2 separate regions of the Mus musculus genome follow, and region 2 is linked to region 1. Evidence: chromatin loops called from intact Hi-C (ENCODE). Cell type or tissue: heart. All regions are shown on one strand. Each heading gives the region's core, and the rest is flanking DNA. Links, peaks and the distances in the headings are about the cores only. Region 1 holds the start of Tlr2 (toll-like receptor 2). Region 2 overlaps Tmem131l (transmembrane 131 like).

Region 1 (2,912 bases), core at 194-2,693:
TGGGTTTAAGGGAAAAATTCTGACTTCAAATCTCAGCTGCTATTTCTGATTCACAGGACATTTTCTTGTGAAAATGGGGGTAAGGTTGCTTGCTCTGCATCCAATCTCGCCTTGCCGAGGTCAAATGGGATCACAGGCACCCGAGGCAGGTGATTAACTTGTTTTAAAGTAGGGGGTTTCCCCTTACAACTGGAATATGGAGCCACATCTCCACCATGAAGCAAACCAATCTACGCTGTTTTCAGAATCACTCTGCGATGCAGCTATGGGATAGAGAAAGGGAAGTACTTAGCTTCAAAGCCATAGATAGAAGTGGGGGCCCCGAATCTTCCCCATGCTTAGAAGGGGGGCTGTTCTGGGGGCCAAGGAAAGAGAAACATATCTGTGCCATCCTTATCCATTCATATCCCAAGCACAATGCTGCCATTCAGGTCTGCATGGAGGCTGGTAGACTCTGTTATCAGATGCTGAGCAGAAATGGATCCCAGAGACATAAGGGCAGGGGGACAAAGTGTTGAAAAGGAGGAGAAAGAGAAAATATTCCTGAGCCCAAGTTGCAACCTCTGAGGATGGAGAGATAGCAAAAGAGTTCAAAAGATGTGTTTGAGGGAGAAGTGAGATTCTGAGATTAGAGTAGTTAGAGTTAGGACCTGGGTCTTGGCAGCCCTGGCTGTCTAGCCTATCCTTTTGGGCCTCGATAGGGTATTTAAATGATTATCAGTAGACAGCAGAAAAGTAGCTATTCAGTGTAGCCACATCAGGAAGACAACTAAATAATGAGGGTGTACGACGCCCCCATCCTAAGTTCAGCATCCTGTCACCACAGGTTTAGATTTAGATAATACAGAAAGAATCCATAAGTAGGCAGTTTTGGTCAAGGTGTGCTATCCCCCCGAGTCATTCAGCCATCATTGTCCAGGCCTCCAGTGTTTTCCTCATGGTGAACTGATAAAAACTCCCTGTGACTGGCACAGGGCTGTAATTTTTTAACGTTTCCTAGCTGGAGCATTCCAATAACCAAAGAGAGTGCGTCTCTTCAGAATATCCTCTTCCTTCCAGAATCCTTGCAGCAGCTCAACTCAGCCAAAAGGCGAGCTGGGAGGCAGCTTTCTCTTTAGGACACCTGGGGAATTCCCACACGGAGCCTCTGGACTTTCAGTTCTGTTTTGCCTGCCCTGTGGCTCCTGCCAGCTCTGATGCCAGGCTCCGTTCCCCTTGCAGACCCCTGTGGGCGGCGCTTGCCGCACCGGGGGCGGTGCTGGCGACCGGGAAGTTCGGGGCCCTGACCTGGGGACATCCCCTTCCCTCACTTCCAGGTCTTCAGTCTTCCTAGGCTGGTGCCCAGATGGCTAGTGGGCACGGGGAGCGGCGGCTGGAGGACTCCTAGGTAGGTGGATCGGTCCTGCTGCCGGGTTGCTGCACCCCTCCCCGGACAGGGTCGAATCGACCGGGGCGGCCGCTGTGCTGTGCGGGGACCTGGTTTCCAAAGTGAAGCACCTGCGCCCCCAGCCGGGCGGATCAGCTTTGGGGCCAGATGTTTGTTTCCTGCTGTGATCCCTGCAGGAAGAGGGACACCCAGGGAAGAGGGGGCCACCGGAGAGCTGCAGCCACTGTCCCAGAGCCCGCGGCTGTGTGATCTGCGTCTTTACAGCCTTTCTGGCCCTGGGGTCACAGAAGGGAGTGTCTGTAGTGTCTCTGAACCCTGGGAAGCTAGGGTGAACGGTGACGCTGTCCCAACTTACATCCAGTCCACCCCTCTCTTGTCCCCAGGCTCCGGGCAGGCGGTCACTGGCAGGAGATGTGTCCGCAATCATAGTTTCTGATGGTGAAGGTTGGACGGCAGTCTCTGCGACCTAGAAGTGGAAAAGATGTCGTTCAAGGAGGTGCGGACTGTTTCCTTCTGACCAGGATCTTGTTTCTGAGTGTAGGGGCTTCACTTCTCTGCTTTTCGTTCATCTCTGGAGCATCCGAATTGCATCACCGGTCAGAAAACAACTTACCGAAACCTCAGACAAAGCGTGAGTGGAGTCTTTTAATAAGTATCTTATGACTTCTTCAGTCCTATAAACGAGAACCTTGTGTTTACATCTTAGATGTCAGGAAAAGGCTTTTCTAGTTTCAAAAAGGAGAAATATTATTTCGGGTGTAAAACGCTCAGATTGCCTGGAGGCTTTTGATCTGACAGAAAGTTCTTCAGCAAAGAGCAAATGGTAGGTAAGGTGGCTGGACTCAGACGGAGAGACCCTTTTCCTCCCCAAAAGGGAAATATTATGAGTACTGGAAAATATCTTATTTCACTACACTCGAAGTTTTTTGTTGTTTTTTTGTTTTTTTGTTTGTTTTGTTTTTGTTTTGTTTTGTTTTGTTTTTCTGTTCTAAGCAAAGAACACTTGCACCTTAAACCTTTAATTAGTGAATACAAAAACTGCCAGGCATTGACAGTATGTTTTGGAAGTTTCTAAGCTACCAAGTTTTTGTTTGTTTGTTTGTTCTAAATTTATAAGTTAACATTTAACGGGATAAGTGCCCAATGAAAAATCACCCTCCCATTTAAAGAAGTGAAGCTTAAGGGAGAACACTTAACATAGGGAAACAATTCAGAACGTTCATAATGCAACGATTGGAAGCCTCCACATATTAATTATATTGAATAGAAGGTACTTCACTTAAATGATCAAGTTAGTAGCGTCAGGAAAGAATTAACATCTACAACCTACAATCATAGGCTGGCTTAGCTTTTTTGAGATGGTCTCAGGCCTTATGCTGAGACCGCAACTCATCGTGTGATTGTGGATGTCTTTGAACTACTGACTTCCTGCCTCCGCCTGCCTGAGTCTAGGTGTCCACAACTGTGCCCTGTTTATTCAGTCCTGGGGGTCAAACACAATGGCATACTAGCAAAGTGCTACAGA
Region 2 (2,912 bases), core at 244-2,743, 58 kb before region 1:
TTTCATACGTGGAACAAATCTGAAGTGCTCCTATTACCTTCTCCCGGGCAGATCTTTATTTTCCTGTGGCTTATTCTTGAACACACTTACAAACTGAAACGGATCAGAAATCTGATATCAGCAAATTGTTACACAATAGCGGTTGCTTCAGTCTGCCATACTATTGTTACTCAGTGAGGGGACCTGGCAAATGTCAGTGTCTGATGTCACAGGACCCACTTGACGGCTCATTGTAACAGTATCCCCACCTTATTTATTCCTGTAATGCACCGCAGCCTGCAGTGACCGCAGTACCAGACAGGTTACAGTGCTGACCTTTCCAAGCTGGATGCTGCTTGTAATCTGGGGACAGCTGGACATTTGATTAGCAGGAGCAGCATGACAGAGCTCTTCAGGTGTATACTGGGGCACTGAGGGTCCCCTTGTCTTCCCATGGTGCTAATACAGCTGCGCCAGATTCCGTGTCTAGCTAACAGATGCGGTTTGGAAGGCAGCGTGCCCTTGACCCAGCCAACTGTCCTGCAGGTACAATGTCCTTGGCAAGAAGCTAAGCCTCTGGCTCTGACTTGACAGAACACACTGCTTATGTCCCTATCCTGGAGACTTGCAGATGAGGATGCAGGGCAGTAGAGCCATTCCTCTGTCTTTACTCCTTTCTTGGCGTGCTGTACTTGAAGCTAGTCCTTGATTTTTGTTTGTTTTTTTGTAGCAGTTTCATTGATTGGAGTGCATCCTGCGAAGGCCAATTTCCCAGTGTGTACTGCCCTCTGGAACTGAACGATTACAATGCCTTCCCAGAAGGTAAGGCACTCGGTCATTGCCAATGCACTCTTGCATTCTCAGAAGTCAAGCAAGGTGCCTGTGCACCTAACAGTGTGCAGCCTGGATGATCCTTGAGGGGGCTGCTACTTGGATCCACTTGTGCACATGGGAAGAGGCAATTTCAAATGGACCCTCCCGGCAGCCCTTGCTCTGGTGTCTGGGGTCTTCTGTGTGTAACCTCATCCCACTGCGTCCTGTAAATTAGGTTGAACTGAGTCACTTATGGCTCTATAGCCTGAACAGGGCAGCTGTTTTATTGGAGAACAGGGCCACAACTTCTCAGCAGGAGACTCTCCTATGGGATAGACTCATTCTTCAGCGCGTCCCGACTTTACCCCTGGGTCTGGGGAACCCTGAAGGAGGGAACCAAGCTTGGGGCAGGAATAGTGGGCACATACAGGTGCTCCATCAAAACACGTGTGTTACAATAAGTATTAAGAGCTGGGGAATTCCCCGAGTATCTGGAAACTGCAGGATACAGCTGGGCCAGCATTTCTCTTGGCTGGCACTGCCCTTCCCAGCCACGTGTCCGGTGTTGATTCTGACACTGCGTTATAGCCAGCTAACCACAAGAGGGAGCTACAGCAGCTGTCCCCCTAGGATTAAAGCTTTAGTACTTGTAAGTGCTTTATGGGGCCATGTGATCTATATGCAGGTTGATGAGGGTGAGGAGGGCTGGTAATTAACAAAATCGAGAGCACGTAGCTGGGAGGTGTATCCAAGAATGCCTGAGCCCCGAGGGTTCCATCCGCACCTGGCCCTGAATGTTGTTGGGTTTGAGGGGAGGGAAGAAGTTTGGCACTGTCCACTTCTTTAGAAATACTCTAACCTCTGTGTTAGAAGTATCCCCATGTAATGAGTGAGCACAGACATGCAGCCCTGCCGGGCGCTCTGTCTTAGCATGCAGATTGCACTCAGGGTTAGGGCCGCCTTTATCCTCCACTGAGAATTCAGCACCTCACCAACAGTTTTTCTCCCATCCCTCACAGAAAACATGAATTATACCAATGGCTTCCCCTGCTCCTCGAAAGTTCAGACGGACTTCATTGGCCACAGCACCCCCTCTACCTGGAACACTCCGGCCAGCATGCCCGCTGCCTGGGGCCATGCCAGTCTCGTCAACTCTCCAGTGAGTGTCGCCCTTCCTGTTCCCCTGCACTGCTCTCTCTTCCTGTGCTCTGCTCGCTTCAGCACAGAGTGCAGGTCAGGCAGACTGATGGGATTCATATACAAGAGTAGTGGCCGCCTTCTGAAGGCTGTAATGTGGAGACAGGCAGGAAGTCTGTGTCACGGCCTTCAGTGGCCTCCGCGGCCTTCAGTGGGGTTAGAGGTGAAAGAGGGGCTCTGCAGCTGTCTGTAGTGCCCACACTGTCTCTCCTCACACCCACACTACACAACATTGTCTCTCCTCAGACCCACACCACACAACACTGTCTCCCCTTGTGCCCACACCACACATTTCTTCACGGGAGACATTTGACTGAACCCTTTAGATTGCAAATAGACTTAACAGATCAGATGAAAATGTCATAGCAATGTTTGGGATGGTTTAACAGCTCTCAGGTAGGCAGGTAGACATGACATCATGGCTGTGTCCCCTAGGCTATCTCTTCAGTCTCAGTGTTTTGTCTGGAAAGCCCCTTCTTGGTTTCTAACCTTTGGTTCTCTTGTCCACCTTTGTTTCCGCTTCAGTCCTACCTCACGAGCACCCGAAGCTTGTCTCCCATGTCTGGACTCTTTGGTTCCATCTGGGCCCCACAAAGTGAAGTGTATGAAACCTGCTGCCCCATCAGCCCTGCCACAGAGCATGCAACCCACATGGAAAACCAGGTCATGTGCAAGGAGTACTACCTGGGCTTTAACCCGTTCCGTGCCTACATGAACCTGGACATATGGACTAGCACAGCAAATCGCAATGCAAACTTCCCCCTGTCCAGAGACTCCAGCTACTGTGGGAACATGTGAGGGACTGAGCTTTGAGCAATGTGAATAAAGGGCCTTGTGTTTTGATTCCTAGCGTAAACTGGTTGTCGCGATAGAGTACAACATTGGTGGATATTTTGGCACTTTTATATAAAAATAAATGTTTT

Evidence for each region. Hi-C counts contacts between places; a loop is a spot of excess contacts. Peaks named below come from ENCODE experiments on the same cell type or tissue, not always from the same donor. Only the 100,000 strongest peaks of a DNase experiment are listed, where the experiment ranks them.
Region 2: it touches region 1 in a loop (6-fold over the local background); 16 of 42 quality-filtered maps call a loop at or near these places.

Annotation. Positions count from the first base shown.
Region 1 is chr3:83,839,995-83,842,906 of GRCm38, reverse strand. Tlr2 (toll-like receptor 2) reads left to right here and starts at 1,299. Exons shown (of 3, transcript NM_011905.3): 1 at 1,299-1,387; 2 at 1,771-2,018. In heart, for the core only: a CTCF peak has its summit at 1,508; a DNase peak (open chromatin) is centred at 1,386; H3K4me3 peaks cover 1,322 bases; H3K27ac peaks cover 888 bases.
Region 2 is chr3:83,898,216-83,901,127 of GRCm38, reverse strand. It overlaps Tmem131l (transmembrane 131 like), which reads left to right. Exons shown (of 35, transcript NM_172681.4): 33 at 710-801; 34 at 1,812-1,951; 35 at 2,515-2,841. The coding sequence ends at 2,787. Among named protein-coding and RNA genes, the nearest start is that of Tlr2, 58 kb to the right of the region's middle. In heart, for the core only: a CTCF peak has its summit at 1,390 (motif pointing right); a DNase peak (open chromatin) is centred at 1,367.